Regions from separate parts of the Mus musculus genome. Here regions 1 and 2 are each linked to region 3. The links are chromatin loops, found by intact Hi-C in ENCODE. Cell type or tissue: heart. All regions are shown on one strand. Region 1 overlaps Slc26a9 (solute carrier family 26, member 9). Region 2 overlaps Slc45a3 (solute carrier family 45, member 3). Region 3 overlaps Rab7b (RAB7B, member RAS oncogene family).

Region 1 (8,000 bases), 53 kb before region 3:
AATCACTCAGGACACAGATACATTTGAACTGCAGTCCAGCTTAGCACAGGTGCTCTTATCATTCTGTTCTTAGCTCACTCTAAAGGCTGGAAGTCAGCTGCCATGGGGTGGGGCTTGCGTTGATGGGAGGTATGAGCTTATAGTTGGCCCAGGCTTGAGTGGGAAGGGGGAGGTGATGAGATGGGTTCACCAGAGTCTCATCCTTGTCAGAGCTTGCTCATCCAGCTGCAGAGGCTGAGATGGCTCTCTCCCGGGGAGACAGGGAGAGAGGGAAAGGTGGAAGAGAAAACAAAGAGTTGAGAGAGGCTCTAGCATCTTGGCAGACATACTCTTCTCTCAGTCACTCCTGCAATCCCGAGTGTATCATCCATGGAAATTCCAGATGCCAGGCCCTCAGGAGGAAATATGGGAACCAAATGGGTCCTCACAGGGCAGTCAGGGTCTCTGTGTGAAACATGGTCCCGAACATCTCCTGCAGAGATCACAGGAAGGATGGGTGAGGGGAGAGGACTAGATCTGCTGGAGTTAGAGTGACTGCAACCAAGAAGTGACTATGTACCACGGGCCAGGATGAAGCACCCCGAGACTGTATTTGCAGGTGAGCAGGGGAGAGTCAGGCTAGCATAAGACATGAACTAATACTGGGTGATGGGAGAAAGGGCTAGTAGCATCTAACTGTGAACTGTGTTCCTCCCAGCCATGCTGTGTGTGATCTTTGGGACTTTCTTCTCCAGTGTCAGCTCTGCTTTTTAAGAATTAACACCAGTGTCAAGACTAGAGAAGCTGTATCATTTCTGTCCCATCTAGGTCTTTAATTCTTCTTCTTCTTCTTTTTAATGTGCTGGAGTTCTAAGAGAGCTCATGAGTGAGCCTGTTAGCTCTTAGGTTGCTCTTGCTCCCAGCACTCAGAGGACCATGGAACTCAAACAAGGAAAGGCTGGGAAGAGAGATACTAGTTTAACAGACCCTAGGCCATATTTCTCTAAATGTAGTCACCTGCTTTCTTTAATTCGGGCCACTAGAATGGTGATAAATTCCACAAACCCCAAGAGGACAGTAGCAGTTTGTATTGCATAGCTTCTAGTTTTAAATGCCTATCCAGTTGCAATAATAACTCCTACGTCATCTGATTCTCCCAGTATGCAGTTTCTAAAGAACGGGGGCCTTTGTTCATTGCTGCATATGCCCACTTGCAACAGTGTCAGGCAAGTGGGAGGTGTTCCAAAAACACCTCATGAATTAATGAAAGATGAGTAGCCCCTCCTGCCAGTCTTGCAGGGCACATGTTTACCAAAAATGACTCTTATTTTACAGATAATAACAACAGGCCCAGTGGTCTCATGGAGGCATCAACAATCACAGGTTTGGTACACTGGAGAGTTAAGAATAGATAGCAATTCTTAGCCAGGCATGGTAGCACAAGACTGTAATCTCATTTCTCCAGATGCAGAAGCAAGTGGATCTCTATGAATTTAATGCCAGCCTGGTCTACAAATTGAGTTCCAGGACAGCCAGGGCTACACAGAGAAACCCTGTCTCAGAACAAACAAACAAACAAACAAACAAACAAACCCCCAGTAACAATTCCCTAGGACTTATTACAGAGGCTACCTCATTCCATAGGATACCCCTGCCCCCTGTGTGTATTGATGCTAAGAAGAGTCATTATTAAAAGACAGGTGACACCTTGCCACCTTCAAGGTTACAGCTCTGAGCTGGAGGAGACAGCCAGCAAACCCCTGAGATGGAAGCAGGATTTCTCTCCTCCCTCACCTTTTGCCCCTCTACTCACCTGTTCTAAGTCCCAATAGCTGGGACCTTCCTCTTCTGAGTCATACAAGGAGAACTCAGTATCCCCTGGAGCCTGAAGGGAAGGAAGCGGGTGCAGGATGAGCTCAGAGATCAGAGCATCAGTGGATGCACGGTGGCAGGAAGGGGGCAGGCTCTAGAGGACCCCATGTTTCCTCCTTTCCCATCTTTGGCCCTCCTCTGCCTCATGATACAGCACAGCTAGAGGCAGATGTGCACAAGGCCTGCCCCCTTGTGAGTATCATAGGCAAGGAGGTGCAGGTTGCTTGGCCTTGGGATTCCTTTTCTTTGGAGTTCTGTAAAGGTAGAATATTCAAACTCCTTTTGCTGGCTTTCTCCTTCACCGCACTATTGTAAGGAGTGTGTATGCATTGTGTGTGTGTGTGTGTGAGAGAGAGAGAAAGATTTATAATAGATAAGCAGAGAATGTATGCAATATAAATTATTTACAAATATTAAAACAAGGGTGAGAGAGATGGCTCAGTGGGTAAAGGCACTTGTCACCAAGCTGAGGAACCCAAATTTGATCCCCAGGACCCATATGGTAGAAGGACAGGGATAGGTTGTCCTCTGGCCTCCACATGCATGACATGATGTGTTTGTCTATACACACATATATGCACATTAAATAAATGCAAAAGACTGAAACCATATATTACACTTAAAGTGTAATAATTGGATGTCATTGGTGTAATGACAAATAACAAGGACTCTTAAGAGTCCCATGGATACCCATGGGAAGAGATACAGCGACAAAGTGTGTAGCAGAGACTGAAGGAAAGGCCATCCAGGGACTGTCCCACCTGGGGATTGATCCCATATACAATCACCAAATCCATACATTATTGTGGATGCCAACAAGTGCTTGCTGACAGGAGCCTGACATAGCTCTCTCCTGAGAGGCTCTGCCAGTGCCTGACAAACACAGAAGTGGATGCTCACAATCATCCATTAGACTGAGCACAGGGTCCCCAATGGAGGAGCTAGAGAAAGGACCCAAGGAGCTGAAGGGGTTTGCAGGCCCATAGGAGAAACAACAATATGAAATAACCAGTAACCCCAGAGCTCCCAGGGATTAAATCACCAATCAAAGAGTACACAAGGAGGGACTCAAGGTTTCAGTTGCATATGTGGCAGAGGATGGCCTTGTGAAGGCTCTATGTCTCAGTGTAGGGGAATGCCAGGACAGGGAAGCAGGAATGGGTGGGTTAGTGAGCAGGGGGAGGGGGGATGGGATAAGGGGGTTTTCAGAGGGGAAATGAGGAAAGGGGGTAACATTTGAAATGTAAATAAAGAAAATATCTAATAATAAAAAGAGTCCCTGTGGACAAGGCTCAGGAATTAGGTCCCTAGTTTTCCAGGACCTGCAGGTGAAGGGTGGCTAGGTCAGACTCTTCAGATTTCTGAAATTTTAGACAGAATTATTTATGTCTTCCTCTCATACCACTCACTGAGCTAGTAAATTAAATGCTGAGAGGCTGAGACAAAACTCAGCTTCTCTATTCACCTTAGCTTGAAATTTCCAAGCCAGGGCACCACCACCACTACCAAAAAAAGTGAAGGTGGTGGGAGGCGAGACAGCATATATAAGTAGCAATCAATAACATCAAATCTTTATGTCAGATGCATAATTATCACTTAATCCTAAACAGAAACAAGCCTAGTGTGGCAGGCAATGGTTGGCGGTGCCATTCTATAGACAGGGACCCGAGATTCAAAAGAACTAGACGGCAGAATTGGTATTGGAACTTAAACCATCTCCAGTTCTTTCTGATGTCCGTTTGTCCTCCTGCTTGTGAGAGCTGGAACCTAGGATTCTCTAGGCGTGAAGACTTACCCCATGGAAGTTGCGGTCTGGGGCTTCTCTAGCATTTGCTTGGGCAAAGAGGACTGCATCGTGGATGCTGGGGAACACGTGACTGCGCTGTACACACCCATCTTCAAAGACACCTCCGTGGCTGATGTCATTATACACCTGGGCTGTAAGAAGGCAGGTAACAGGAAAAGATAACTAACAGCCTTGGTGGATTGGAGTTGGTGGGAGGGGCTGGTGGGGGAAAGCGGACAATTGGCCCTGCAGTATCAGTTCTGGACGGCAGAGGGCAGTATGAGCCCGACCAGAAGGAAGTGGTTAGATTTGCGATGTTGTTGCTTGTCAAGGAAAGGTTAATACATCCACGTGGAAATGGCTGCCAATTCCAGCCCTCAAGGCCCAGTCTTCCTCTTTCCTCAAACTTCCAACATGTGGCTGAGCCCTTACTCTGATCACATTCTGGAGATGGTTTTTTGGGGAGTGGTCACGGGGGTAAGAGTTATGAATGTGCTCTTTATGGGGCCCTTGAAGAGCCCTGCTGGGTGGCATCTGGATGTGTATGCATCCCCTTCATATTTCTCTTGGTCTCTGTGTGTTTTTTGCCCTTGGCATATGTGCAAATGCAGCGAGTGTCCTTTGCTTGGAGACATGTCCTTGAGGCTGCTTAAAGCACCCTTTGGAGACAAGTCTCTGGGAAGCCAGGGCATGTGGGTTTTCTGTGCTAAAACAGATCCATGAACCTTCTGATTTGGAAAGGATCCCAAGTTCAACCAGTCGACCCCCACCCCGATTTTTTTATGTATGGAAATGAACCCCAAGATGGAGAAAGTGACTTGGCTGGCTAGGTTCAGCATACACACAAACTAGGGTGAACAGAATATAATTCTATCTACTCTCAATGGCATGAACATACCCCGCCCACAGGATGCTCACCTGCTCACCCGTCCCCACTGCATCCCTTTCCAGCCTCTGGTCCCCTAAATGCCCACCTGACCCCCAGTTTTCTTACCGTGGATGTTTACCAGAAAGATCTGGACTCCGATCTTCTCATAGGTGGAGCTTAGCTAGAGGAGTTGGGGAAGGGAGGGGAAGGAAATGGGAGAAAAGAAAGGAAAGGAATGTTTTGAGTGGGTCTTAAAAACGACTCATGAAACACACTTCAGAGGGGAAGCCAAACAGACAAGCAATCCTGAGGGCCCTGGCAGCCACAGGCATGAGTGGCAGAGAGCACCCTAGGTCTCTCTGGAGTGTTGGCCCAAGGCCTCTCTGAGGAGTGGAGCGGAAATGGGGCTCTGCCAGTGTGGCAGACACTTCAAGTTACCATGACCTGTTTTAAGGGCCAGACCTTTGCTTTCAGTGTTCAGAACCAAGGTTCCATGAGGCAAGCTTTCAGTGAAGGTCTCCACCTCATTGTCCAACCTAGAGAAGTCAGTTGAGCTCAACACCAGAGAAGGGCCTTCACTGTCCCTGCCTGGTAGTGACATCAACTGCTTTGAGCCTCTCTGCTCTCCTGGATTGCCTTCACTGGGGCCTCTCTGAGGCTCGCTGTCAACCTGGCATTGGCAGGGCCACTGAAGAGTGATCAGAGTGACCCTTGTATTCTTGGCATCCTCAGGCTGCCTGCTTGACCTATGTGTTAGTACACGGCAGGTACTATGGTGTCTTCTCTCCTGGCTTCACTGGTGAGTGTGGGCAGCAGGACCAATGGCCTCAGTCAGAGGACCCAAGGTGTGGTCTGGGACTGATAACTCGATAAAGAATGCAGGATGGTCTTGGTGGGTGTGCTGAGGCTCAGGGAACTCACTCCAATGCTTCAGTGTCCTCAACTTGCACTGAAGAGTGTGTCCACTCTGTTTGCATTGGGGGCAAGGAGTCCCTAGGGTCTGGAACCTCCCTCGGCTAGTTCAAATGAGGGCCTGGAGGGAAATGGACAGGAGTTGTCCACACAAGCTCCTCCCACCCTACGGAGCCTCACCTTGGCGAGAGCTTTGATGCCCATCAAATCCACAAAGCTGACTCCACTCATGTCAAGGATGAGAGTGTGGAAGGTGACAAAGGGCGGCACACTGGCTAGAGTGTCACTAGCCTCCTGGGGGGACCGAGTGGAGGCGGGCAGCTCACATGCAGCAGCTGTGGAGGCGTCTGGACTGAAGGTGATGTAGGATATGTGAGCCTCAGCCGCAGGAGCTTGGTTGTTGTTGGGGTCAGTAGAGGGAGCACTTTCAAAGTCCTGTTGGAGTTCCTGTAGAGAGACCGTCTGTGGGTGGAAAGGGGGGCAGTCAGGACCTTGGCACTGAACGCCAAGCAGAGGCAGGAGAGCAACGTCTCAGCTTGGTGGTGAATACAGGTTTCTCCTAAAGCCCTTCCTATGGAGGCCTGCAGGCTTGTCTCTCCAACCCAAGTGGCAAGAACCTGAAGAAGAAGCCTGAAGCCTTGGCTGCTCTGCTTGAGGAGAGAGAGAGAGAGAGAGAAAGAGAGAGAGAGAGAGAGAGAGAGAGAGAACAAGGGAGAGAATAAGAGAGAGGATGAGAGCAGGGTTCCCAGTGCATTTACCCATGTCTGCCTGCTTCTCCTATACTTCTACTCTCACACAGCCTGGCCACCTAGAAAATTCCCATTGAAGATGGGGTGCACTGGTACCCAGGAGCTGACAGCCTTCCCCTAGAAGAGTGACCATCAGTGCTCCCAGCAAGTGCTCCCAGAGACTTCCTGCCTCCCTCTCACGGTGCTGCAGGCTGGGAGTTAGGGTCAAGTTAAGAATGGGCCTGGAGCTGGTCCAGGCCATAGTTCACCTTGGTTTTCATGAAGAGGGACTTTCTCTGCTGTGTGGGTATCGCCGTCCTCTTCTCCTGCTTCCGGAGATATTTCTGCTTGGCGAGTAATACTTTCTGGGGGTCCATACCTGTCTGTGGGGAGAGGACCAACAGCAATCTCGACCTGTACCTCTGTGGGATGGCCTGCCCTTGGCGCCTAGCCCCTTTCTGCTTCCATCTTCTGGTCACTCTCTTTTCAGCCCTTCTGGTCAGCAAGGATGGAGGCTTACCTTGGCAATGACTTTTTGCCTGAAGATCTCTGAGTTGGCAAAGTAGAGAGGGGAGCAGTAAGTGACAATCTTAACTCCCGCAATTTCCTGGGCCTGTGACAGAGAGACTGAGCTCAGGTCACAGATAGGTCTTGGGGAGGGGACAGAGTGAAGGAGGGAGGTTCTAAGCTTGAATCACGTACCCTGTTGTAGGTCTTGGGGTTCACATAGATGTCCGTGTCCATGACCTGGGCCAGTGTGGAGCCATTTCGACTAGAGGAAGAAGAGGAGAGAGGGGGGTATGGATGGATGCTCACACGGTAGAGCGATACGGGTGCTGGATCGGAACTCCTGCTCTTTGTTTTTCCTAAAAATATTTATTTATTTATTTATTTATTTATTTATTTATTTATTTTATGTATATGAGTCCACTGTACTGTCTTCAGACACCCTAGAAGAGGGCATCAGATCTCATTACAGATGGTTGCGAGCCACCATGTGGGTGCTGAGAATTTAACTCAGAACCTCTGGAAGAGTAGCCGGTGCTCCTAATCTCTGAGCCATCTCTACATCTCTGGGACTCCTGCTCTTATGTAGGCTTGTTAGTCTTTCTGCCCTGGGGACCTGGGTCTGATGTCTCTGGCTGGTCTACCACTAGGCATGTTTTGAAGTGGCCCCCAGACTAGGCTCAGGGGAGAAGGAAGAAGAGTCCTTAGGTGAGAAGCCTGTAAGTCCCTGGTTCTGAGTTTACAAGAAGACAAGGTTTCTCCAACACTCAGCGGCAATTGTTGCCCACTTAGCTCCTCTGTGGCAGCCTCACCTGCTCTGATGGCTACTTTTGGAGGAAGAGCACAGAGTCCATCCTCTGACCTAGTGTTCCCGGGGTAGGGTCCCATTTGAGCTGAGGTTCTCAGTGTTTCTAGAGGGATGGTGGGTTTCACTCACTCTTTCCTGTCTGCTTCCCCTCATCCCCAGTCCTCTGAAACCATGCTGGTTTGCTCTGAGGTTTTAGGGTACAGAAATTAGGTAGCTTAGTCTATGCCCACTGTCTTGGCCGAACTCTGTACTTCTGAGGTCTGGTAGCATGTCCCTGTGCTGGGCCCAGAAGGCAGAATGTACAGTGTGCTATGTATGCTACGTCTTGGCATGGGAGTCCCCTTGCAGACTGGTCCAGCAACCCCATACTGTGCCTGGGAGGGGCGGGGTTGTCACTTACAACTGGGTCTGGAAGATCACAACCAGGATGGAGAAGGCTACACCCACTGCGACACCGTAGGGCAGGCTCAGGAAGAACGAGGAGAGGAAGCTCACCACCCAGACACACTGTGAGGAGAAGGATGTCAAAGGCAGCCCGGG
Region 2 (8,000 bases), 270 kb before region 3:
CTCTACAAGAGCAGCAAGGGTGCTTGCCTAACCTCTGGGCCATTTCTCCAGACCTTAAGTGAGTTTTCAAAAAGATTCTTGGGCTGGTGAGATGGCTCAGCGGTTAAGAGCACTGACTGCTCTTCCAAAGGTCCTGAGTTCAAATCCCAGCAACCACATGGTGGCTCACAACCATCTGTAATGAGATCTGACACTCTCTTCTGGGGTGTCTGAAGACAACTACAGTGTACTTACATATAATAAATAAACAAGTTAAAAAAAAAAAAAAGATTCTCTCTTTTAGAGATATGCCAGGCAGTGGTAGCACACCCCTTCAATCCCAGCACTAAGGAGGCAGCGGCAGATGGATCTTTGAGCTGGTTTATGGAGCACGATCCTGGCCAGTCAGGGCTATAGAGAGAAGGGGGGGGGGACAAAATATAAGAGTGAAAAATAGAGACAGACACTGAGAGAGGTTGAAGGGTGTAATTTCACATCTGAAGAAACGAGACCCTTGAAGTTGGAGAGATGGCTCAGTGGTTAAGAGCACTGACTGCTCTTCCAGAGGACCTGAGTTCAACTCCCAGCAACCACATGGTGGCTCACAACCATCTGTAATGAAACCTGAAAACCTCTTTGGGGTGTCTGAGGATAGAGACAGTGTACTCATATACATAAAACAAACAAATCTTAGAAAGAAAGAAAAGGGAAAGGTGGGGGCTGGTGAGATGGCTCAGTGGGTAAGAGCACCCGACTGCTCTTCCAAAGGTCCAGAGTTCAAATCCCAGCAACCACATGGTGGCTCACAACCATCCGTAAAGAGATCTGATGCCCTCTTCTGGTGTGTCTGAAGACAGCTACAGTGTACTCACATGTAATAAATAAATCTTTAAAAAAAAAAAAAAAAAAAAAAGAAAAGGGAAAGGAAAGGGAGGGGAGGGGAGGGGAGGGGAGGAGACCTTGGCAATAATCTCCAGTGGCTTAGATGGAAGGTTGGTGGGAAACTCTAAACACACACACACACACACCAGAAAAACAAAACATAGGGCAGGAAGACATTTTATACCTATGAAGGATGCTTACAGAAAGGACCACCTGTGATACAGTCTTACCAAAATAAACCCTGAGTCTAGCCAAGCCTCTATCTTATTGGCAGCCTATGGGGGTGCGGGAGGAGTACCTTAAGGCTGGGGGCATAGCACAGTGATAGAGCACTCACCAGAATACCCAAGGCCCTGGGTTCAATTCCCAGCACCACAAAAAGAAAAAAGAGGACCATCTTAAGCAGACCTGAGGAAACAGCCAGGCCAATATGGAGTGTGGGCAACACTTCAGAAAAATCCCAGGACTCTTAAATGGCAGGCTAAAAATAATAAAAAGGGGGACAGACACCCAGGAATGCAGGAAACAATTTAGCAAAGCAACTAGAGGTAATGTATATAAACTAGGGCCTGTTTTAAACCAACTATCAGTGTTTATTGCTGTGAAGAGACTCCATGACCATAACAACTCTTATAAAGGAAAACATTTAATTGGGGCTGGCTTACAGCTTCAGAGGTTTAGTCCATTATCATCATGGCAGGAAGCATGGCAGCATGCAGGCAGACATAATGATGGAGGAGGAACTGAGAGTTCTACATCTGGATCTGTAGGCAGCAGGAAGAGAACAACACTGGACTTGGCTTGAGCTTTGGAGACCCCAAAGCCCTCCTCACCCCCACCCCCAGTGACACACTTCCTCCAACAAGGCCACACACACCTCCTACTCTTTCCAAGTAGTGCCATTCCATGATGACCAAGCATTTGAGTATATGAGCCTAGAGGGGCCACTCTTATTCAAACCACCACACCAAGCAGCACTGACACTCACTCTCCTTTGGCAGCTAGCTGTACATGACCTGAATAATTAATTACCCTATGCTCCATTAGATAACATGGCATACAGGCAAGTAATTAAACAGTCTTCTTTTAAACTGTGGTGTTTGAGTGTGTGTGTGTGCGTGTGTGTGTGTGTGTGTGTGTGTGCAGAGGCAGAAAGAGGGTGTTCAGCCCCCTAGAGTTGGAATGACAAGAACTTGTGAATGCTGGGCACAGAACTCCGGTTTTCTGGAAGAGCAGCAAATGCTCTTAGCCACTGAGCAATCTCCCCACCCAGAATACTTCTCTTGGAGCTACATACCAAAGTTTTACAAGTGAAATAAAATGGCATAGCAGAGAATTTTAAGAACTAACCCCTGGAAAGGAACCGATTTTTGAGTTGCGAAGCCGGGGTCTGGTTATACCACACATACTGTTTGACAATTTTCACAATAAAGTTAGATAATACAGAGGACTTTGTTTTGTAATATTTTATTGTCATTTATGTGTATGTCTGTATGATGAAGTCTGAGGGTCATCAGATCACTTGGGACTGGAGTTACAGGCAGTTTTGAGCCGCCTGGTACAGGTGCTGGGAGCTGAGCTTGGGTCCTCTGCAAGAATAGTACGCACTGACCATTGAGCCATCTTCTCCAGTCCCATAGAAACCTTTTCAAAAGTAAAACGAGCCCTCGTGTGGGTATTAACTGTGCTGACCACTCTAGAATGTCAGGGGCAGGAATGTCTGGGTTGGAGAGCTCAGAGAGAGGGCAAGGCAGGAAGGACTGAGCTGGACCAGGTGAGGGTATGATGTGAAAGAACGTTGCCATGGCAACTACTGAAATCCTGCCTCCACACGCCAACTGTCCTCACTGTGAACGCTCCATCTTCAGTGACCCCTGGAGAAGCAGAAAACTGCACAGTGTTGCACTTAAGACTCTTCCTGTCTCTACCTTCAGTCCCTATGCCTGTACCTGGCCCATGGCTCCACCTGCTGGCCACACATGGGAACTGACGCTGCCAAAGCTAAGAGTCCCCCAGGAACAGAGTGAGGCTGATTTTAGAATGGCCTCCTCCTCATACAGAAAAGACAAACACATATCAAGTAAACATATACGAAGCTTTTAATTTCATCACCATAAACATTATACTCTGATTTATCACATACGGTATAAAATATTTACTCTGCTAAATAAATAAGACATAGATAACATTATTGCAATCAGCACTGAAATCCCCCTCGACGTGATGAGCTCACTGGCTCTGGCGGGGAGTACTCCTGAGTTTGTGTGAGATTCCCCAGGCTGTGACAGATATGCCCCAGAGGCTGAGATGGGCAGAAGCCTAAGGAACCACATTTGTGCTTAGGATTCAGAAAGCCCCATAGAGAGGTCCTGGAGCCAGGGGACAGACTTGGAAGGGCAATCTCTTCACAGTCCTTTCCCATAGGGAGAAGTGGGCAATCAGGGAACCAAACTGGGTCAAGAGAGAATTGGGATTTGGTATGCTGTGGAGACCTTGGGTCCCAATCCTTGAGCAGGAACATCTTATGGCTCTCAATTAGGATGAAGAGATTGCCCGAGGTACTGGGCTGAGCAGTTTGGGGGACCATATCTATCACCCCAGAAGAGGAGTCTGGCAATATCTAACACAGTGACCAGCTATTTTAGGGGACCCAGTTTTGGGGAATCCCACCCTACTCAACTCCTAGGCACAACATAAAAAGGCTGGGAATGAATTTTCTTCTCATTTGTTAAATAAATAATAAATTAAATATTTAAAGGCCTGTGTCTCTGTGGCCAACAAGCTGAGCCATTTCCTGAAACAAGTGGGGGGTGGGAGACTCAGCAGAAAGGCAGTGCTGTAGATCACGGGGTTTCATCTTGCCTGCTAGGGTTCCTCCTTCCAACTTCCACCCTGCCAAACCCTGTGGAGGAGAGCATCCTACAAGAAACTCCCATGCAAGAGCAACAGTGGCAGAATCTGGTCAAGGGACTTGGAGGGAAGTTTGTTCAGGTCCCCCAAATCCTCCCTCTGGTGACTTAAGCAGGAGGTTAGCTGTTAACCTGGAGCCTTGATACAGGACACCTGAACAGACCACATTTCAATCCCTGCAGAACTTCAGAATGACTTCCATGCGAGAGGCTGCCAGTAGGCCAGCCAGACTCTGAAGCCAGAGCCCCGAAAGCTCTGGCTCCTATCTGTGCAACAATACACCTCACTGCCTTAGGGTGGCAGCAGAGAGCCACTTAGGCGACAAAGACCTGGAGAGGCCAGCTCTGCAGCCCTCTAAGGGCTGAGAACCCATGAGGCAGACCCTCTCTTTGATGCCTTACACAATTCTACACTGAGTATTTGGCCAAGTCGTTCTTGTCAAACACTACCTGTGTAGCAAAGTAAATGGCGACCAGACCCAAGCCTGCAGCTGATACCATATAGGCAGTGACAGAGTGGCTCAGCTGGACAATGGAGCCCATGAACAGGGACGGAGCCACCTGGGACAGCAGAAAGGCACTGTCCAGAATGGCCAGGTCCAGGCAAATGCCCCGTCCCGTAACAACCCTGGCCTCAGGTGGCTCACCCACCACCACTCGCATGGAGACATCGCAGGCAGAGGCCCCACAGAGTGCAGGTGGAGGGGCCAGGATGCCGCTGCTGCCAGAGCCCACGTGTCCATTGGGGAAGAGAGCTCCTGGCTTAGGGCCTGGCAAGAAGCTGGTTGTCTGGCTGTCCTCACCGCTGCTACCTCCAGCGTCCCCTCGGTATTTGGGCAGGAACACCTGAGGGTGGGGATAAAAAGGAAACAAAGACAGGTGTGTATTCAGGTGCGGGGATTCCCGTATATGACAACAGGCCCTCACTGCCTCTAATCAGGGGCTATAGGAAACCAGGCAACTGGCTTTCAGGGGGGGGAAAAAAATCCAAAACCTAAGGAGGTGCTACTTGGTGTGGATTCCAAGCAGACTCTCCACCCCCACCCCCCACCCCCTTAACATGGTTGGGGAAACAGCCTGAAGTCTATTCTAGCTTTTCTTAGAATACACAAGGAGTCAGTCAACTCAGATCCACAGATTGAGAAAAGTGCAGAGCCCTCTAGAAAAGATAGGAAACTGAGACAGAATAGAGACAGAAGAACAGAGGGGGAAACAAAAACAAACAAACAAACAAACAAACAAAGGAGGTGCTTTCGAGGTCCCAAGTTCCACAGGGACTACCTCAACCCCCTGCACACCCTTCCTTCCACTGGGCCATAGGGAAGTCTTCACTGTCCTGCCCCTCTAGGATCCAGGCCTGCTAGAGATAACTGTTCAACACGAGGTCACTGCCTTGGCCTTTGCCTTTGGCCAGGGAGAGCCCAGTAATTGGGCCTACAAAAGGGAGAGGCAGCAGGGAGAACTTTTTTTTTTTCTTGTTGACCTCCACAGCCCAGCTGCCTGACCCTGACATTTTTCAATTTCTTCCTGTAGGCTGCCAGGGACTAGAGAACACATGCCTGTAGGGTCACCACCCCCCTCCACCAACCCTAAGCCCCAATGGCCTGGGGCTTCCTACTGAATAACAAGACAAGGTTTTACCCCATACTGGTCCCTGTGCCAGGCGGTGTCTAACACAGAAGGCTGATGAAGCTGGTTGCAACAGAGAGCTGGAAGCTCCCAGGCAGTACCAGAGAAACCCACAACTCATCAGCTCATCCCATAACTCAGGAAGTGGCAAAGGACAGTTGGACAGTATGCAGGACCAAGCCTGTCCCCAGCTACTGCTATAGACCCTTTTATTCCTGCCTGCCATCCAAGGAAAGGCCACTAAGGCTGGCTACTAGAAAGGTCCCCAGGACAGACATGTTCCTCAGTACAGAGAGGAAGGCTACTCCTGGTATAACCACAGGTGCTCAAGCCTCATCTTTGGACAGCAGCTTTTAAAGCCCCAGCCCAGAGCTCCATAAGAGTCAACAGGGCTGGTGAGATGGCTCAATGGGTAAGAGTACCCGACTGCTCTTCCAAAGATCCAGAGTTCAAATCCCAGCAACCACATGGTGGCTCACAACCATCCATAACGAGATCTGATGCCCTCTTCTGGTGTGTCTGAAGACAGCTACAGTGTACTTACATATAATAAATAAATAAATCTTTAAAAAAAAAAAGAGTCAACAGGAAGGACCAGGTTCCCATTACCAGCCCACCCCCCACCACACCCCTGCAAATTACTGCTGAACAAGCTGTGGGCCAGGGCCAGGTCTTTCCTAACTCTGAAAACTCTAGAAGGGGAAGGCCTGTGGTCTCTTCCCTAAGCTACACCAACTTGTGCTTCTTCTGATGGAGTTCTGAATCCAGGTCCTTAAAGCTCAGGGAGGACAGTGCTGGAGACAGGGTGAGCACGCTGTCTAAGTCAGGAAGCCTGCCAAGGAAGAGGGCCTTCTGCAGGAACTGGTTAGTGTGGATTAAGGTGCCAGCGCCCCGGCCTCTCCTCCCCCTCCCCAGCTTATTAAGCTCAGGTAAACGAAGTTAGTATGTCAGGCTCAGATATGCACTGAAGGGATTGAGGAAAAGGATGGATGCAAAGGAGGAAAGCAGGGAGAGGAGTGGGTGGGTGGGGGACAGAGAGACACAGAGGATTAGAAGGTAAACTAGAAAGAGGGGCAGGAAGAAAGAAGCCTCCGCCATCTTGCAGCAAGCAGGATACAGATCCATCACATTGCCTCTCTTAGCAAAGATTAGCTAAGGCCAGGCCATTTCCACTGCCACCTGCCACAGCCACACGCCAGGGACCCACACTCTACCTCTGGATATAATAATACAGCCCAGAATAAAGGACTTCCGCTGTATGCTTATTGTTCAAGATTCCTAGTGAGGGACTCAGCACTTCCTGCAATCATCCACTCAAGTGCTTTCTAGTTCTAAAGCCAGGAAGTCATTCCTAGAATCTACCCTTCTTCAGCGGCTGTAGCCTCTGGCCCCAGCTGTCCTCTCTGGTCAGAGAGATCCAAGTCTTTTCCAACATCACTTGTCAGACGCCACATACTCAGGCCGCCCCCACCCTGTACTAGCCAATGGGAGTACCTGCTTCTCACGGTGGTAGAGGGAGGCGAGCGTGTAAGGCAGGATCTGCAAGGCCGAGAAGGTGAACCCGGTGAGGGCAGCTGAGGCTGTCACTACCACCACGCTGTGGGACAGGCAGGTGGCAGCGGCAGCCACAGGAAAGGTCATCACACTGGCCAGATAGACTGACCGTGTGCCGAACTTCTGTACCAGCCTGTCCATGACCAGGGAGAAGACCAGGGAGATGGCACACTGCAGGAAGAGCCCCAGGCTGCCCATTCGAATGCCTGGAGGTAGGGAAGAAGTGGGGTAAGGACCCTACACAATCTAGGGGGAGCTAGAGACTAGTAGCCATGGGCATCTGCTCCCTGGGGCCCTCCCCACCTGCCTGCAAGGACGACAGCATCTAGATTGTAATTAGTGAAGGTGACCAGGGCTGTTGACAAAGGGCAGAGGAAGATGTTCCAGGGAAGAAGTACAAGGTATGTAAGGGTGGGGGGATCACAAAACAGCCCCCACACTGGCTCTAAGACAGTTCTGTGGAATGCTGAACTAGAAGGCATGGTGAGTTACTGGAAAGCAAGCAGGGAGCACAGGACCCAATGGAACTGGAGCCACATAGACCTAGAAGCCCTACTGAGTCACCAAGACAGCAGCAGCAGTGTTCATGAGCTACTGCATATAGAGAGATCCTTTTTCCTTTACTGACGGGGAGCTGGGACCCAGGGTAGAGTCACCCAGGGTAGAGTCACCCAGGCTGTGAGCATCTCCCAACCCTGGCCTGTCCTCTGCAGGGCAGCCGCCAATAGCAGCTTCCACTGGTGCTAAAGACTCACCTTCATCATAGTGTCTCCGGGCCTCGGTGCCTGGCTCGGCTCTGGGTACACCCTGGTACAGCCCCTCTCCCACGAAGTCCGTGTAGAACAGTGTGAAAGTCATAAGTGCCATCCAGCTGCACAGCTCAGCCACAAAGAGTCGGCGTAGGGTGCGAGGCATGCGGCAGCACAGCTGCTGCAGCCGGGGAAACAGGGTACCCAGATTCCGGAAAGCCAGGCCAACGTGGCATGGGCAGCATCGGCGCGACACGGCAGAGACCAACAACCCTTCTGCCGGCTCGGGTGGGCCCAG
Region 3 (8,000 bases):
AGAGCCAAGAATGACTGTGGTGCTCTCACCTGGATGGAAGCTTGGCATTTGTGCCACAGCACATGGGCCTGGAGATTTGTGCTTCCCCTCCCCCTAATTAGAATTCAGCCCATCAGCCTTGGCATCAAGGCTAAGTCCTGGTGGGTCCTGATCACACTTCTCTCTACTTCTTTCCCCTCCTCTCTCTCTCCCTCTCTTCTACCAATTGTCATTTCCCTTCCTTTTAATTGTTGGTTGAGTAATACATTTAAAGACCTGGGAGTTCAAAATGAAGGCCTATACCTTGGAAAGACTTGATCCTGCCTGCCCAGACTTTCCCATGAAAGGTAACCCACATTTACTAATTTCTCACTTATCCTCCTAAATTCTCCTTATGTAGAAGTTGTTATGCAAACTTTCTATGGTAGACTACATAAGGTATTATATACATGATTTTGCTGCTGAATTCCAGTACACCCTGGATTAAGAACAACTGTGTTCTTAAACGGCTGGAGAGATGGCTCAGCGGTTAAGAGCACGGACTGCTCTTCCAGAGGTCTGAGTTTAGTTCCCAACAACCACATGGTGGTTCACAACCATCTGTAATGGGATCTGACGCCCTCTTCTGGTGTGTCTGAAGATAGTGACAGTGTGCTCATATACATTGAAAAAAAAATCTTAAAAAAAAAAAAAGAATAGCTGTGTGCAGGGCTGTGACTACATAAGATCAGGCCAGCTAAAATCCCAGCAAGGATTGGGGTGGGGGTGGGACTCATGAAATCCCATCACTAGCTGAAGGGCTATTGGCAGTCAGCTGAGTGGAGGGGTGGAGTTAGTTTTCTCCAGGGATGCAGCTACTAAGAGGGAGGTTGCCCGTGCTCCAGTAGATGCATCTACACCTATACATATGCAGGCAGCCCTAGATGGACTCCAAGGAGGCTAAAGGGAGAACACATTAAGTTGTGAGGGAAATGTGGGGGTGGGACATGGGGGAGGTGTGGAAAGGGAGGGAATGGGGTCAGGTTTCATCAAAGCACATTTTATAAGTACATGAAATTCTCAAAAGAATGGAAATGGTGAAAAAAAAAAGTGATGAGGTTTTGGTCTTAGTAAAATCCATTTATGTATTTATTTAAAGAATAGATGGGCAGTAGTCCACTAAAACTCATCCATCCCCTACTGTCCGCCAGTCTGTAAAGCTGAGTGCGGTGAATCAAAACACGCCCACCCTAGCAACTGGGAGCCTGAGGCCGAAGAATACCAAGTTCAAGGCTGCGCATCAATAACTACAACAAAAGACAAACCTATCAGCCCCCTCCCCATAAAAAACAACAAAAAGCACCCCTTCTCTCAAAACAAAAACTAGAGCAGGCCCTGTCTTCATGGAGAGGAAGCATAGCGAACAGTAGTGGGCGCTACTCATCCCAGAGCTACCTGTGTCTAACCAACAGCTCCCCAGCACTGCTCTGGAGCAGGGGGAGGGAGACGAGGGTAAGTGAAAGCCACAGAAGTCCTCATCTGTGGCTCTCCTGTCCCAGTCGAGCTGCTGCTGTTGGTCACTGTGATGTGCACAGAGAGAGTGCACACAAGGCTGCTCTTGGGTGCCAGAGGCCGGTGTGGGACTGCAAGCAGAGCCTGAGAAGCTGTCTGTGGCCGAGGGATAGACAGCCCAACCACCAGGCAGCAGTAGAAAAGCTCTGTTATGTGGGAGCAAACGGCAGCAGAAATGGGCATTTTCCCAAGTCCCTGAGGGCAGGGCCTAACGTCCAAGCCTGCTTTGTTTGGTGATAAGATTTGGCTTTGTTCTTTTCCCGAGCCCCAAGGATACATGCTGCGGGGAGTCCTGATCTGAGTTCTCCGTTGACCAGCAGCCAAGGGTGCTCCACTTGAGCGAGGCTGTGGTGAGCCCGATCAATAGAATCCTGTTGACTGGGGTCTTTTTCTTGAAGGGATGACTATGAAGAGGGCCTGGGATATGTTGCCACCGCGCCCAACTTAGATGTCGCTGTGGTGGGGTGAAGTTCCTGTGCCTGCTGGCATGGATGCTAAGGGCCAGTCTCCAACTCAGGGTGACTCATGGTTGGGCTACAGTGGCTCGCAGGGACCCTTACTGTGGGTCTGGTTGTCAGCTCAGCTCACTCTGCCCTGGGGATTGGTCAGCACATCTCCCAGTTGTAATAGGATATCTGTGAGTCTCCAGGCCCACAGGTCCCTGCTTCCATTTGGAATATTTAGTCTGTGCTATGACTCTAAAGAGGACACAGAATCTATGTCATGTGCTTTAAGGCTGTGGCAGAGCCTTCCCTTCAGGCTACAGTGTGTCCAGCAGGGTCGGGCCAGAGCTCTGTTGTTTGAGCTGAAAGCTCACTGCTTTCTCAGGACCACGTCACGGGGAGGTGAGTCCTCAGGAGGGTTCACCTCCAATGTCGGATGCTGTTATTGCTGTCTTGAAGTCTTAATTTTTGAACAATCTCACTTTTTTACGGGGCCCTGGAAATGAAATGATGTGGCTTTTACTGCCTACACTTTAACATCGTTGACATGCCAATTATGCTGACATAGATTTTTTTTTTTAAAAAATTAAAAAGCAAACACCATAGTCTCTTCTCGTCCAAAGAAACTCCTGGACATCCCCCTCCCCCATAGATATCTAAAGTTACATAGTACTAATCCCGCCCCCAGGTGCTATGTTTCCTCCTAGTCACACAAGCGTATGACAGAGTATAATGAATAAATTAGGTACAGCAAGAGATGGACAATAATTGACAATAAATTAAATGACCATGAGTCTGTACAAGTAATAAAAGGCTATAAATGCATATTCTAAAGATACTGTACTGTTCCCGACCTTATCCTCATGTGACAACATGAGATGATGGCGTATCTCAGTGATGAGATAGTGACATGGGTATTGTGGCGTAACTTTGGTTACTATTAATAGAGGCATTTGGAATGATGGCAGTTGATACATCTGAGACAGCTACAAAGTAACTGCTGGATTAGATGCACAGAATAGAGCAAAGGCAACTGACCTGGGTAGGATGGCGCAGCGGTTCACCACACTCCTTCAAATGACACGTGCATTGAAAGTTGTAAGTTATTTATTTCTGGGATTTGCTATTTAATATTTTTGGTCCACAGTTGACCATGGGTAACTGAGACTGGTATCACTGACCAAGAGGGACTATTGTCCCATAAAGGATATAAACAATGGAAACACATACTATTTGCTGCGTACCCTTAGATATGGTCCTTATGTTCATCGTGCTGCCGAATGCACACCTCCCCACACACATCCCTCCACAGTCTGACTTCAGGAGAGCCACACCAATGTGTGACGGGGGCACAGTGTTCATCTCTGAAGGATGCAGGGCTCATTGTTCCTGTGACTGCTGTCCTTAGTAAGTTGCTTTATACCTCAGAGCTAGGCGGGTGCAGACAGAGCCCCCAGACCCCCAGTTATTACCCCCTGACTGGCTTCCTAGAGATTGACACCTCGGATCTGCTTGGAACTCAGGAAAGAAGACTTCTGTGGAGACAGGAATGTCTGTGGAAGGCATGAGGTATGAACCTGACCATTGAAGACCCTGAAAGTTCGTTCTGTCCACCTCCTTCAGAATGAGCCACCCTATCTGTGCAGTGTGAAGACAGAAGGAAAAAAAAATAGGTTCTAGCTTTGAAATGAACAGGACACAGAATCCACAGCTCTCCAAGTACCTCGCTCTGGGATCTGTCTCTGATTTCGATTTGTTGCCTGAATCAAGACATTTGATTTTTTTTTTTTTTTTTTTTTTTTACCCAACTAGCCCAGGTTCAACATTCCTACAGCCTGGAAACAAGCTTCAGCCATTTTCTTGACACAAACACCAGCTTTTCAAGTGTTCCCAGAACTCCTCAGCCTAAAAGCAGAGGACACTTCTGCCCCCTAGTGGCCAGTCATCAAATGATCAAAGTACCTTCTGGGGACAGGATATCCCTGGCCTTTTTTTCTCTGAGATAGCAGCTTTGAGTCCTCAGGGAATGGAATGCAGCACTCTGCCCATTGCCTCAGAGCCTTGGCCTAGCTGCTCCCTCTCCTGGCATGTTCTTCCTGTAGCTCTTCCTGCAGCTGCCAGCCCAACGGTCACCGTCACAGGAAAGCCCTCTTGGCCCCTTTGTCTAAAACAGTACCTTGTTGCTGTTGTCTGTCTTGCTCATGTCTGCTGGCCCTCTCTCTCCAGGTGCGCTTCTGGGAGTGAAGGACTCATGTCTGCTTTGTGTGTCTGGTGACTTCAGTGCAATGTACATCGAAGGCATCAAAAATACTCTCCAAAGGAGTGAGCCTGTGTGTCCACACCAGCACGTGGGATTTAAATGAAGATTATGGTTCTCAGTCGCCCTAGGATATGGGGAAGCCTTGGGAACTCTCATTTGGCAGAGGGCGCACTGAGGCCTGGTCAGTTATGGGAGCTGTTTGAGCACCCAGGAAATAGGTACAACTGTTTTTATCTTGCTCCCTCAGCTCTCCCTGAAAGAAGCTGTGGGAAGTCTCAGGCCTGTAGGCTTCTGCCTGTCAGGAGCGGTCCATGTTCTGACTGCTGAGGGAATCAGACCTGCATCTCCATCCAAACCTGTCGGTCCGTGGTGCTGAAGGGAGCAGTTTGTCTGCAGAGATGAGCAGGACGGTGTTGAGGCAGAGGAGAAAGAGGAGCTTGAGTCATGGAGACGCCCGTGATTTCTCTGGGGCCAGGATTTGCCTGTGACATTCTTTCCTGCTGCAGTGCCCCAGCCTCCTAGCTGAGTACCGGCTGGTGGGATTGCACTTGGAATGGCTGCACAGCTGTCATCGGGAGTCCGGAGGGAGGCCGAGATCAGCAGCATCTGCTCTTTGGCTGGCCTGGAGAGAGCTTGATGGAGTCTATGAGGTGGTTCTCTGCGGTGCCCTGGTACTGGGGAGGAGAGAGGAGTCAGTGTTCACAGCCTGAGGTCTAAAGAGCCCTGAGAGTCAATGGGCCCCGTTGCTGGGCATTCCGTCTTCTTTCTGTGATATTGTTGGGGAACTGAGGCCCAGAGGGGAAGCCCCTGCCTTCCTACCTTCTCTTCTTTTCCCGATCTGCCCTGCCCCTTCCCAGGAGTCCAGAGTATTTCGGTGGAAGGATTTTAGGAGCTCAAGCCTGACTTCCAGGCAGGTCTCAAAGCTCCCCATTCCCCAGAAGGGACAGCTGAGGCTCAGGTGGGCTCGGGCGGAGGTGATTGGCAACCCCTTGTCCTTGATGGATACTTGTCCCACAAAAATTTCACCACCCCCAACATTCTCTGTGCCTTTTCCACTTTTCTTGCTAAGTGTCTGGAGGAGCCCAGATGGCACTTGGTCACCACGCCAGGCGTAGGGAGACTTGCCCTATCAGTTCAGTGTCCCCATGCCACCTTTCTTCCCCTCCACCAAGATCCAAGCTCCTGTTACAACAAACAGCCAGAGATGGCCCCTCTCCATCTAACAAGCCCCTCGGTGCCCACCAGGCTCCCCTCCTAAGAGCCTTCATCCCTTGGCTTCAGAGAAGGCTGGGGGTTCTTCAAAGCCATAAATTTCATTCTTTGTTTCTTTTTTTAAAAGATAGGGTCTCTCCATCCCTGGAAATCTCAGTCTCCCTGCCTCTGCCTGGGTATTAGGGTTATAGGCGATAAGGTCATGGGTCACATAGACAGAAAGGTAGCTGTTCTGCTTCTGGGTTTATTTCATGTGTAGCAGTGTGAGTCTACATGTGGGTGTGTGCGCAGGAGTAATGGTTCTCACAGGGGGCAGAGGGCAGGGGTGTCAGATCCCCTGGAACCAGAGCTGCTGATGCTTGTGACTGACCTGACATGGGCACTAGGAATCAAACATGGATCCTCTAGAAGAGCAGAAAGTGCTGTTAACCACCAAGCCATCTCTCTACCCTGAAAGGTTTCTTCTTAAAGGTTCCAGGTTCTTTCCTGCTGTGATATTTGCTGGTCCTAGAGCTACAATACAGTGCTCCATTCTCACAGTGTTCCATCCACACAGTGCTCCATCCACACAGTGCTCCACCCACACAGTGCTCCACCCACACAGTGCTCCACCCACACAGTGCTCCACCCTCACAGTGCTCCATCCACACAGTGCTCCACCCACACAGTGCTCCATCCACACAGTGCTCCATCCACACAGTGCTCCATCCACACAGTGCTCCACCCACACAGTGCTCCATCCACACAGTGCTCCATCCTCACAGTGCTCCATCCACACAGTGCTCCATCCACACAGTGCTCCACCCACACAGTGCTCCACCCACACAGTGCTCCACCCTCACAGTGCTCCACCCTCACAGTGCTCCACCCACACAGTGCTCCACCCACACAGTGCTCCACCCACACAGTGCTCCATCCTCACAGTGCTCCACCCACACAGTGCTCCACCCACACAGTGCTCCACCCACACAGTGCTCCATCCTCACAGTGCTCCATCCACACAGTGCTCCACCCACACAGTGCTCCACCCACACAGTGCTCCATCCTCACAGTGCTCCACCCACACAGTGCTCCACCCACACAGTGCTCCATCCTCACAGTGCTCCATCCACACAGTGCTCCACCCACACAGTGCTCCACCCATACAGTGCTGTATGTAGGAGTGAGTGTGGGAACAGGTTTGTACCTACTCTGTGTGTCCACAGCTGTGCTACACTGGTTTGAACATAGCCCTCCTACATGCTAGACAGAACTGTAAATTGTGACTTGTCTCAAGTCCCCTTTCCATAGATACTCCAGGGACAGGGCCATGCCTCCAGCTTTTATGTTCTCCACAGCACCGAGGTGCAGGTCAGGCTCCCGGCTGCAAACGTAACCATGAATGTGGCCTCAGGAATTGTTATCAGGTATCAGGTCCGACTGCTGTACTCGGATAATGGGGGTCCCCAAAGGCACCCAAGGGCCAGTCTTCCTTCCCAAAGCATTTCTCGGACCTCCCTTATAGGGTCTCAGCAGAGCATCAGCTGCCCTTAGATACCTCATATGATGGGCATTGACTATTTCTCCTTTGCATTATTAGAATTTAAAATTAGGACGCATACTTAAATAGAAGAGTCAGTGTTTGGGGTTATGTGAGACAGAAGTCTGCCCTCACGGAAGCTTCCGGAATATCCCCACATCCCAGTCTGATATCCTCCTTCACTGTGTCACCCAGTGAGCCCACCCACTCTGCAGCATGCAGCTCTCCTGCTGAAAACCCTTGTGCATGGCTTCCCTTCACAGCAGCCATCTTTAATTAGATGCCTTCTCTCTACAGTGCTATATAAAATCCTCACAAAAAAGTCCCCTAAGAAAGACATTGTTGATGCTGGGCAGCTAGGGCAGCTTAGAAAGGATATGTGACTTGTGTAAAGTCACAGACAGCGAGTAGAGGTAGAGGCAGGATTCTGCAGAGCTCCCTCCCAGCCTGAGGCTCCCTCCTTCCCATGAAGGAGGCAACTCTCTGATTACCTCCTCTGAGCTCCAGGCTTGGTGTGAAGGAAAACACGACCTCTCTAAGAAGGGTCAGGTCTCAGGAAGCATACAATAGCTGTTCTGAGGCCCCCAATGCACACACAGTGGAGGACTGCCTGAGAGAAGTGTGGCATCATTGAGAGAAAATACACCTAACCCTCGAAAGACTTGAGGCCCCAGGGAATGGGGAGCTTTGGTGAGGTGGGGATAGCCTCTTGGAGACAGGGGAGGAGGAATAGTATGAGGAACAGTCAGAGGGCAGACTGAGAGGGCAATAACAACTGGACCGTAAAAAGAGATTAAATAATAATAATAATAATGAGCCAGGTCATTGGAGGGAATGTCAAAATTTGTTTGCAAACATATAAAGATGTTTATGAAAGTCCATATGGATCTTACGTTCCATCCTGTAACACGTTGGTATGAAATTTCTAATTTGTAAGCATAAATATTCTGCTGAAAGATGTGCCCCATTCGACACCAGTGTCCTGGGTAGGCACCTGAGTACAATGGACATCCCAGCGCCACCTGCTGGAAGTCCT

The links. A loop is a pair of places that touch in the nucleus more often than their neighbours do. Peaks named below come from ENCODE experiments on the same cell type or tissue, not always from the same donor. Only the 100,000 strongest peaks of a DNase experiment are listed, where the experiment ranks them.
Region 1: a loop joins it to region 3, with 7 times the contacts of the local background. A loop is called at or near these places in 32 of 42 quality-filtered maps.
Region 2: a loop joins it to region 3, with 4 times the contacts of the local background. A loop is called at or near these places in 4 of 42 quality-filtered maps.

What each region holds. Positions count from the first base shown.
Region 1 is chr1:131,761,673-131,769,672 of GRCm38, reverse strand. Slc26a9 (solute carrier family 26, member 9) reads right to left here. Exons shown (of 21, transcript NM_177243.4): 13 at 7,861-7,967; 14 at 6,848-6,917; 15 at 6,666-6,758; 16 at 6,415-6,528; 17 at 5,598-5,879; 18 at 4,632-4,686; 19 at 3,647-3,789; 20 at 1,793-1,864; 21 at 1-472. The coding sequence ends at 425. Among named protein-coding and RNA genes, the nearest start is that of Slc26a9, 22 kb to the right of the region's middle. In heart, CTCF peaks have their summits at 2,045 (motif pointing left), 3,900 (motif pointing right) and 5,826 (motif pointing right); a DNase peak (open chromatin) is centred at 3,912.
Region 2 is chr1:131,977,907-131,985,906 of GRCm38, reverse strand. Slc45a3 (solute carrier family 45, member 3) reads right to left here. Exons shown (of 5, transcript NM_001177628.2): 3 at 7,709-8,000; 4 at 6,894-7,159; 5 at 2,935-4,616. The coding sequence ends at 4,179. Among named protein-coding and RNA genes, the nearest start is that of Slc45a3, 19 kb to the right of the region's middle. In heart, a CTCF peak has its summit at 4,061; DNase peaks (open chromatin) are centred at 2,716 and 4,076.
Region 3 is chr1:131,708,527-131,716,526 of GRCm38, reverse strand. Rab7b (RAB7B, member RAS oncogene family) reads right to left here. Exons shown (of 6, transcript NM_145509.3): 6 at 1,088-4,907. The coding sequence ends at 4,830. Among named protein-coding and RNA genes, the nearest start is that of Gm30104, 21 kb to the left of the region's middle. In heart, CTCF peaks have their summits at 1,419 (motif pointing right), 3,704, 3,915 (motif pointing left) and 7,990 (motif pointing left); DNase peaks (open chromatin) are centred at 1,945, 3,916 and 7,991; H3K27ac peaks cover 1,289 bases.